2 separate regions of the Homo sapiens genome follow, and region 2 is linked to region 1. A link is an interaction called in ENCODE POLR2A ChIA-PET data of the cell type or tissue named here. Cell type or tissue: HepG2. All regions are shown on one strand. Links, peaks and the distances in the headings refer to the core of each region. The heading gives the core; the rest is flanking DNA.

What was found. Peaks named below come from ENCODE experiments on the same cell type or tissue, not always from the same donor. Only the 100,000 strongest peaks of a DNase experiment are listed, where the experiment ranks them.
Region 2: POLR2A ChIA-PET joins it to region 1 with 5 read pairs; 1 of 35 experiments calls an interaction of 5 or more read pairs at or near these places.

Annotation. Positions count from the first base shown.
Region 1 is chr17:68,380,526-68,385,906 of GRCh38, forward strand. It overlaps ARSG (arylsulfatase G), which reads left to right. Exons shown (of 12, transcript NM_001267727.2): 9 at 4,539-4,647. Among named protein-coding and RNA genes, the nearest start is that of MIR635, 41 kb to the right of the region's middle. RefSeq lists a silencer at 709-909. In HepG2, for the core only: no CTCF peak of the experiment used is centred there; DNase peaks (open chromatin) are centred at 3,126 and 3,516.
Region 2 is chr17:68,483,099-68,488,479 of GRCh38, forward strand. It overlaps a transcript of PRKAR1A not described here. Among named protein-coding and RNA genes, the nearest start is that of PRKAR1A, 27 kb to the right of the region's middle. In HepG2, for the core only: no CTCF peak of the experiment used is centred there; DNase peaks (open chromatin) are centred at 1,583 and 2,373; H3K4me3 peaks cover 976 bases.

The DNA of each region.
Region 1 (5,381 bases), core at 133-5,132:
CCCAAAGTGGTGGGATTACAGGTTTGAGCTACTGTGCCTGGCCAGGATTTTCTTACTAACATTTTCTTTTCTCTAGCTCATTTTATTGTAAGTCTACAGTATATAATACATGTAACATACTAAATGTGTCTTAATTAAATGTTTATGTTATTGGTACGGCTTCCTGGTCAACATAAGGCTATTAGTAGTTAAGTTTTGGGAGAGTCAGAGGTTATGCCCAGATTTTCAACTGCTTGGGAGTCAGTGCCCTAACTCTTGTGTTATTCAAGGGTCAACTGTACAATCGTTTCCCTGCTTCCTGGCTGAGATGATTGAGACTGAGGGAGGTTATGAATTCTGCCCAAGACCACTTGGTTGGCAGGGGTGGCACTGGAGACCTGCCTGCCCCCAAAGGCATCATCCTAATTATTCCTTGAATACTTCTTCAACTCTAGTTTTCAAACCACTGACATCAGAATTACCTAGAATCAGAGCCCCACCCCAGACTTATTAAATTAGAATTCCTGGGAATAGGACCCAGAAATCCATGTCTTAGATGAGATCTCATCTGGTGATTCTCTTGTATGGAGAAATTTGCGAATTTCCTTGTTTGCTGCATTGCCTTTCTGACTCAGTGAAACATGGCCCTTGGGTCCCAGCCAAGAAAGACCACTGTTCCTCCGCGTGGGCAGTGGTGAGTCTTCCCCGGCCTGCCCCTGTCTTCATGCATCATAAAATGCCACTTCACTTCCGTAACCAGAGAAGCACAAATAAGCAAATTCATGAATCATGGTTTTGTTGATATTTTGGTTGCTGTGGCTAAATATTTATTGCTTTAAGAGGTTCTGCTTTAATTAGAGTCACAAGTAACCACAAGTGCGTAGAAATGCATTCTCATGGCCATAAGACACGCATTTCTCGACAGAAAGCCGAAGGCAACTAACAGTTTTAATGTGCCAGTGCCTGATCAAAGTATGGAGGCTTATCTAAATGAATAGTGTTTGAAATTGAAAAGTGATTAGAAGTTTCATTTATGGATTGTCTATTGTTCTTACTATGACTTATAAGGTCATATTTATGATGCTATGGCATAGAGGTATAAAGTCGTGGGCAACAGAAAGCCTGCAGTGACGATGACTATTAGCTACATTTAACTTTGAAACGTGCTGTGTTCTCTTCCCGATCTTGCCCCTTGCCCTCCTTCCCTGGGAATGAGTGCTCTCCCCACTAAATCCCCAGGAGGGTTTTAGAAGATATTGATGTCAGAGCTTCACTGCAGGTCGATTAAATCACAGTCTCTGGGAAAGAGACTTTGGCATGCGTATTTTTTAAAAGCTCTCCAGTGATTCTAATACATATTCAAAATGGAACCACCTCCCTAGGTTTAGTGAGTGAGGGTGCTGGCTGTGTAGTCAGACCGGCGTTCACATCTTGGCTCTATCATTTTCTTTCTTTCCTTTTTTTTTTTTTGACAGAGTCTCTGTCGTGCAGGCTGGAGTGAAGTGGCTCAATTTTGGCTCACTGCAACCTCCGCCTCCCGGGTTCAAGTGATTCTCCTGCCTCAGCCTCCTGAGTAGCTGGGATTACAGGCATGCGCCACCACGCCTGGCTAATTTTTGTATTTTTAGTAGAGATGGGGTTTCACCATGTTAGGCTGGTCTCGAACTCCTGACCTCATGATCTGCCCACCTCAGCCTCCCAAAGTGCTGGGATTACAGGCGTGAGCCACTGCACCCGGCCGGCTCTATCATTTTCTAGCTATGTGACTTGGGGGCAAATTACTTAGCCTCTCTGAGCTTTGGTTTCCCCATCTGAAAGATGGGGACAATAGTGGCTAACTTGAGAGGTTGTCATAAGGATTCAATGAGATAATGCCAGGAAGCATGTATCATGCTGAGGAGCACTTAACTTGGTACTTAGTAAGGGCTCAATAAATACGAGATGTTATTGTTGTTGTTATTACTATTATGTTTAACTTAGAATAACTATCCATTAGTGGGAGCAGGTATTACTGAAGAATATTGGGGGATCAGGAGTAGCTATCCTAGAATTTAGCCTTTGCTGGTGCAGATAAAACACAACACGCCTGTTTGATATAAGCATATGCATCTCATAATTAGAGTACACAATCCTAGGGGCCGATAGAATGCCAGTCAGATCTTTGTAAGTTTTGTCCACTCCTAGCAGTACCAGTGAGAAGCTGAGATTTATAGCAAGACAGTATCTGCGCTGTTGGTGACACATAAATATTTTACAATTGCCTGTTCACACTCTAGACCCTTTTAAGATAAATCCCTTTAGAATACAAGGTCTGTGGACCTGTGATCATTTGGGTGGCTGGCATATATAATTGTGTCTTCCTGTTAGAGCCAGAACCCAGGATGTAGCCTGCACTAACCAACTAGTCTGTACAACAAAAAGAGGGGATTGCTCCTTAAGTGGCCACACTGAGAGGCTTCTCTCAGCCAATCTTTTTCTTTCTCCTAATTCCTGAATCTTTTGCAAGGAGATTGTCTGCTTTGTTGACTACACCTGTTTTATAACTAGCTGGATTCCTCCAAACCCCTCCAGCTTTCAGTCCTTTGCTGAAATAAGACAAGCACATTGAAACGTTTTTCTCTGAAGAGCGTATTAGGAAAGTCAGTCACCTACAAGAGAGCAACACAAAAGGTTGTGGCAAACGAGAAGAATCCCTAATTCTTGAAGGGATCCCTAATTGGTGAAGACCAATTAGCAAATTTATTAATTAGACCAATCCCTAATTGGTGAAGACCAATTAGCAAATTTATTAACTAAAGGTCAGTTTACCCTTCTGGAAACATCCTGGAGGCAGAGACCAAATCCTGTGTTCAACCCTGGTGCCATTGCCCACCCCAGTGCCTTCTGGTTGACCGATAGAGCTAATGGCTTGTTTCCTGGAACCACAGCCGTGATCTTTCCTTAGCATCTGGCCTCAAAGGTTAAGCAAGACTATTTGAATAGTGTACACCATGGACATGCAGATAAACAGGCTCCCCGTTTTCACCCACCCATACCCCAAGCTTCCACAAAGATGCCCCCACGGGGGTGGAAGTATCTACAAAGCCCTGGCACATGCCTTTGAGCGGATGCTTCCTCCCTGCCCTTTGGCCCTAAGCTGACGCATAAGTCATACATTCCAAAGCCACGTGGAAATGCGTTTTATGCTTGCTGGAGTTCTGGATTCTTTGTTCCAAGTGCGTGAATAAATTGGAGGGAGCTATATGTATTTATGGGAGACGTGGCCCTCGATAGGAAGGATGTATTAGAGAAATGCTGGGCTAGATCAAAGAGCGTCTCATTCAGCCTGCAGAGACTCCAGTTAGATTTTTCAACCCCACACCCTTAAACATAAACAGTCCATAGGACATAAGTTATTTTGTGTTTTGTTTCTTACTTCAAAACTTGAGGGACTCCAAAGCTGATTATGAAAGAGTCCTAAGAATGCTGAGCATTTCCCGTGTGGTGTGCTGGGCCAGGGACATCAAAGGTTCCGTTTGCAACAGTGCTAGTACAGGGCGACAGAAGCCTTCATCTTCTTCCTCCCCACGCTTCTCCCCACATAATTGCTTTCATTATTCACACCAGCCAAACAAAGGGAAATTGCATGACCACAGTGTGTGTGAGCCACACACAGCACTTGCCTTGGAAAGGCTGTGCACACGCTAACTTTGTGGGATCCTTGGCCCTTGGCTCAACCAGGATGAGGGTGGGGTGTGTGTGGGGGTGGTGGGATGGCCGTGGTTAATGCAACCCAACATGTATTCAGGATGTTTCCATCAAGCATGACCTCATGTCTTCCAGCCCGCTAGCTATCATTATACTGGTGGTCACTTTTGACTTAATGGTTACAAAAATAATTCCTTTAATAACCAAGGTGGAAATTCATAGATTGCACGTAGTTGTTTCTTACCTCCCCCAGGAGGCAAGAGGTTGGAACTATTACTGACACTGTCTCCATAACATCAGAACAACTCATGAATTCAAGGAAAAACAAAGCAAAGCAAAACAAAATAAAGCCATAAAATCCATGCCAGATCGGTTCTTGGATGTTGAGCAGATCAAATAGCTGCAGAAGTTTCCTTCTTTCTCTCTTCTTTAATAGTTGTATTTCTTCATCCTAAACAGACAGTCACATTATGATCACCAGGAAGAGAAATTCACTTACTCAACAAAGATTTGCTAAGCCCCACTATGTCTTAGGTGCATGAGACTGATGAAGTCTCATGGTGTTGAGACACAAAACAAGCAAATCAATAAATGAAAAAATAATTTACAGTGGGGAAGGTCTCATGAAGAAAATAAAATGAGGTGATTCAGTAGAGTGAGGCAACTTTTTACATCTGAAGTCCAGTAAAATAAAAAGCATATTTTGAAAGATACTAGCTAGTTGAGGGAAATAGCTGGTTACCAAAAAAGTCATTCCTTTGTTGGGGTTATTGGAAACTCAGAGAGGGGTTCTCCCAGAGACTAGCTCTTAGCTGAAAAGAAGTCTCGAGTTATCACCATGGATGAACCAGCTGCCTCCCCTCCTCTCACAGGGGGAAGTCCAGCCAAGCAGACGACCTGGGAAGGAGGGCACCGGGTCCCAGCACTGGCTTACTGGCCTGGCAGAGTTCCAGTTAATGTCACCAGCACTGCCTTGTTAAGGTATGAGACCAAAACTACCTTGAGATGTTGGGGCCCAGAGCAAGAAAAGTCATGGAGGCATGGGTGGCTAGATGGAGGCATGGGTGGCTAGATGGAGGCATGGGTGGCTAGAGGCCTCAGGAAGGTCATTCACCACTTGCCTTTGCCGGGTGTTCCCAGACACTTCCAAGACTCTGACTGTAGAAGTGATGAAAGTAATAGTGAAGTGGGGCCACGTGTGGAGGCTCGCTTCTGTAATCCTAGCACTTTGGGAGGCTGAGGCAGGAGGATTGCTGAGGTCAGGAGTTTGAGACTATCCTGGTCAACATAGCAAGACCCTATCTCTAAAAAGAAGGGAAGGGAAGAGAAGGGAGGGGAGGGGAGGGAAGGGAAGGAGAGGGGAGGCGAGGGGAGGGGAGGGGAGAGGAGGGGAGGGGAGGGAGAAACAGTGAAGTGGGACTCGAGCCATCTTCTGGGAATAACACCTGAGTGAAGAAGGGATTGGTTGGTTTCACATACATCAGCATTGGGTCCTGGCTGTGTCTGCTGGAGAGAGTGCAGAAAAGGCGGCAGCAGCAGCATCTCCCTCTCAGCCTGTGCCAAGCTGACCGAGGCAATAGATCCTTTGAGACCTAATTGTTCCATCCTTGGGGTTAAGGCAGGTGTCTTAGGGGTGGCTGTGAGAAGCCGGCTAGTCTCTAGCAATCCGATGGCCCCAAGAAAGGAGTCCAGATGTCCACTTTCCCTGGAGGAGG
Region 2 (5,381 bases), core at 96-5,095, 100 kb after region 1:
TGTGATCCATGATCTAGTTTGAGTTTTTTTTTTTGTCTATGATGTGCATGGACCCAAGTTCATATTGGTTCATACAAATCATCAAATTGCTCCAGCACCGGGCCAGGCGCAGTGGCTCACACCTGTAATCCCAGTACTTTGGGAGGCAGAGGTGGGTGAATCACCTGAGGTCAGGTGTTCAAGACCACCCTGGCCATTATGGTGAAACCCCATCTCTACTAAAAATACAAAAATAAGCTGGGCATGGTGGCCAGCCCCTGTAATCCCAGTTACTCAGGAGGCTGAGGCAGGAGAATCACTTGAACTCGGGAGACAGAGTTTGCAGTGAGCTGAGATGACGCCACTGCACTCCAGTCTGGGAAATAGAGCAAGACTCCGTCTTAAAACAAAACAAAACAAAAAAAGCTTCAGCACCATTTGTTGAGGAGGTGGTCCTTTTTCACTGCATTGCCTTCACATCCTTGTTAAAAATCAATTGTCAGGCCAGGTGCGGTGGCTCATGCCTGTAATCCCAGCACTTTGGGAGGCCAAGGCATGTGGATCACCTGAGGTCAGGAGTTCAAGACCAGCCTGACCAACATGGAGAAACCCTATCTCTACTAAAAATACAAAATTAGTTGGGTGTGGTGGCGCATGCCTGTAATCCCAGCTACTTGGGAGGCTGAGGCAGGAGAATTGCTTGAACCTGGGAGGTGGAGGTTGCGGTGAGCTGAATTCATGCCATTGCACTCCAGCCTGGGTAACAAGAGCAAAACTCCGTCTCAAAAAAAAAAAAAGAAAGAAAAGAAAAAAAATCAATTGTCCATATATGTGTGTGTTTGTTTCTAGACTCTGTTCAGTTCATTGATCTATTTGTTAATATTTATGCCAATACCATGTTGTTTTATTACTGGGGCTTTATAATGACTTTTGAAATTAGGTACCATTAGCCCTCCAACTTTGTTTTTGTTATTCTAGGTATTTGTGCCTTTCCTTATGAATTTTGGAATCAGCTTGTCAATGTCTACAAAAAATCCACAAACAACTGCAGGCATTTTTATTGGGATTGCCCTGAAACTATAGAGTAATATGGGGGAGAACTGACATCTTGGCAATACTGACTGTTTTGGCACACAAACAAATTAAATCTATCCATTTATTTAGGTCTTTAAAAATTCATCTCTGTAATGTGTTGTGGTGTCCAGTGTACTGCTCTTGCACATCGGTCAGATTTATCTTTAAATGTTTTGTATTTTTGATAGTATTAGAAATGGGAGTTTTAAATTTAAAATTTTTCATTGTTAGTAGATAGAAATTCAATTAATTTTTTTATTTTGACTTTGTATCCTACAACCTTGCTAAACTCACTTATCGTGGTATCTTTTTTTTTTTTTGTATTCCATCGGGTTTTCTACAATTTTACTTCTTCCTTTCTGATATGGATGCCTTTTATTTCTTGCTTTTGCCTTGTTGAACTGACTAGATCTTCCATTATAATGTTAAATAAGAGTGATGAGAGTGGATGACCTTGACTTGATCCTGATCTTAGATAGAAAGCATTCAGTCTTTCATCATTGAGTAAAATGTTCCAGGTTTTTCACAGATGTCCTTTAACAGGTTGAAAAAGCTCCATTTGGGTCAGTTTTGGAATCTCATCAAATGTAGCAAGAAAGGCTGACAAACAAAGTAGTGTTTTCCATCCCGACAGAGAAAGCAAGTGAGGGTGAAGTCTCAGATTCTGGAGACAATCCAAACTAACAAAATGTCCCTAAATTTGTCATGAAAATAAAAGTGGGGAGTCAAAGGATATTGTTCACTTTCATAGTTCAAGGCAAAGTTAAATGTGCTATGTTCACTTTAAAATGAATGTGTTTTCTGCCACAATGGCAAAGAATTAACAAATTAGCAATTTAGTTTGTAAGAGATCCACGGAATATATTAAGACATTGCAGATGTTATCTGTTTTACCAAGGACTCAAAGAACAACTTGAACTTCTATGATTTGCTGGATTCAAGGGCATACTGTGGGCTGCCTTTCTGCTAATTAGATTATTTTACCCACCAAACTATCATGGAAAAATGATCAAACAAGCAGTAGTTTACGCACATAGAACAATTTGCCTAGAATTGAAGGTAAGCTCAAGACAGATGGAGAGTGGGAAACAAAGATCAACTTCGCTTCCACAAATAGCTGAGTGCTGAGTGACCCCTAAAATGAGCTAATATTGGGCAAGGATATTGTCCTAGACCTCAGAGTTCCCCTTTATCCTTGGATTGTGTTGTATAATGCAGCAGTGGGTTTGCTTGGTAAAAGAGAAAGAGCAAAGTAAAAAAGGGGAAGACATCTGTTACTTCTATTGAGTTAAGCCTTCTAAAAATATTTCCCTTTTAGTGACCACTTGTTATTTTGACCCTTTGATCTTTTGCTTTGGAAATAGGACCTTTGAAACTCTTCTGCTTTCCTCCCTGTGTTTGTAAAATGATGATAATGCCCGCACCACAGAAGAAGAGACTCCGTTTTACATCCAAAGCTTTTGGAGATAAGGGGTTGAAGTGGCTGAAGGAGAAAACACTCCAATTATTCTTGCGAGGCATAAAGAATTACAGTTTTTCATCTAAAACTTTACTTAGAATCATTCCACTGATCCTAAAGAAACATACTTTAAGTTTCTTTATTTTGAGACAGAGTCTCACTCTGTTGCCCAGGCTGGAGTGCAGTGGCGTGATCTCAGCTCACTGCAGCCTCCACCCCCTGGGTTAAAGCGATTCTCCTGACTCAGTCTCCCAAGTAGCGGGGATTACAGATGCGTGCCACCATGCCTGGCTAATTTTTGTATTTTTAGTAGAGATGGGGTTCTACCATGTTGATCAGGCTGGTCTCCAAGTCCTGACCTCAAGTGATCTGCCCGCCTCAGCCTCCTAAAGTGCTGAGATTACAGGCGTGAGCCATCGTGCCCAGCCTAAGTTTCAGTGATCGAGCCCCACAATCCATAACATGTTTAGTGATTCAGTGAACTGTTGATTCATCAAAGGGAAAGAAGACATTCTCCCAGCAATCAGCCACTTTGCAATCAGTTTCACCTCAGTCACACTGGTGCCTGGACTAAGAGAAGAGCTCATGAGGTTTTTTTTTTTAATGTCCGCATAATTAAGGAGTCTTGGACATATACATGGCTTTGCAGGAAACTGTTCTATGAAGTGATTGGGCTGAAGTCTGTCACAGCATCAGGAGGCACAAGCTCCTTATCTTGGGGCTGCCTCTTCCTCCTTCTTCTCATCCCCCTCTTCCTCTTATTCTTTCTTTCTTTCTCTTTCTTTCTTTCTTTCTTTCTTTCTTTCCTTCCTTCTTTCTTTTCCTTCCTTCCTTCCTTCCCTCTTTCTTTCTTTCTTTCTCTCCTTCCTTCCTTCCTTCCTTCCTTCCTTCCTTCCTTCTTTCTTTCTTTCTTTCTTTCTTTCTTTCTTTCTTTCTTTCTTTCTTTCTTTCTTTCTTTCTTCTTTCCTTCCTTCCTTCCTTCTTCTGCTTTCCTTCTTTTCTCTCCTTCCTCCTTCTCCTTCTCCTAATTAGCTTTCTCTTCCCTCTTCCTATTATAAAAATAAATTATGCTCATTGTAGAAAGTGAAAATATAGTGTGACTGTGTACTTTTGCTCTGGAATGAAACTTGAGCTGAAAATCTGGTTCCATTGCTAACCAGCTGCATTACCTTACAGAAGTCACTCATCTAATATGCCTGTGCCTCAGGTACCCAAGTGTTAATGGGTATACTAATGCTAGTTACCTCCCAAAGTCGATGTTGTGCGGATTTTTTTTTTTCTCAGATGATGTCTTGCTCTGTCACCTCAGCTGGAGTGCAGTGGCATGATCTCGGCTCACTGCAACCTCCGCCTCCCAGGTTCAAGCAATTCTCCCAACTCGGCCTCCCCAGTAGCTGGGATTACAGGTTTCTGCCACCGCACCCGGCTAATTTTTGTATTTTTAGTAGAGATGGGATTTCACCATGTTAGCCAGGCTGGTCTCGAACTCCTGACCTCGTGATCCGCCCGCCTCGGCCTCCCAAAGTGCAGGGATTACAGGCGTGAGCCACTGCGCCCGGCCTGTTATGTGAATTTAATAAGACATTCATGTACACACATTGCACAGTGCCTGGCACATAGGGAAATCTCAAAGTATGGTTTTGTTAATAAAAATCAGAAAAATGTAGATAACCAACATTATAATTCAACTGCTGGGAAATAAACTTTACCTCCAGGTACATTTTTACATTCTAGTGTTTTCAAATGAAGGCTACCAAGTTAATTAATCAATACTTACTTAGCCTAACACTATGGTATATATTGAGAGGCATATAGTTATAACTTAAGCCAACGTTTCCTGACTTTCTCCTGTGCTAATAATTTTTCTGTATTCATTCATTCATTATTGACTTATTGGAAAAGTGGTTTGGGGTCGGGCGCGGTGGTTCACCTATAATCCCTGCACTTTGGGGGGCCAAGGCGGGTGGATTGCTTGAGGTCTGGAGTTCAAGACCAGCCTGACCGACATCGTGAAACCCCATCTTTACTAAAAACACAAAAATTAGCCGGGACTGGTGGTGGGCACCTGTAATCCCAGCTATTCAGGAGGCTGAGGCAGGAGAATGGCTTGAAGCAGGAGGCGGAGGTTGCAGTGAGCTGAGATCACGCCACTGCACTCCAGCCTGGGCGACAGAGTAAGACCTCATCTCAGACAAAAAAAAAAAAGAAAAAAGAAAAAGGAAAGAAAAGTGGTTTTGTGGTTATTTTGCATTTTCTTTGTGCCAGATAGTGTTCTGGGTATCAGAGGCATAACAGTGAACAACAATAATAATGAAAAAAAACTCAAAAATAAATAAAAAAAATGCACTCATGAAGCTTACGTTTGTATGAAAGAGAGAGAGAGGGAATAAACAGACTAGAGAAATTCATGTAATACGTCAGATCGTGATAAATATGAAGCACAGGGGAGTAGGGGGGTGGCATGGGGAGAGTTGCAATTTGAAGATGGCCAGGTGGCTTTTGAGCACAGACCCAAGGAAGTGGGGCAGTGAGCCCTGAGGCTGTTTGGGGAGGTCTATGTTTCAGGTGGAGGGAACAGCCTGCCCTGAGATCGAGGTGGGCCTGGCTTATTTGAGCAACAGCCAGGATGTCTGTGGCTGGAGAAAGGTGGGAGCAGGAGAGAAGAGCTGAGGTCTGAGTCTGACAGTGGCCAGATCTAAGGAGCTTGCACGCCATTGCAAGGCTTCTCTGTCCCATATATACAACCTGATTGGCTTCTGGCCTGCTTTGACCTATGAAATGAGAGAGGAAGTGGCAAGTGTCCCTCTCAGGAAGAAGCTTTAAGAGCCAGCATGGGGCTGGGTGCAGTGGCTCATGCCTGTCATCGCAG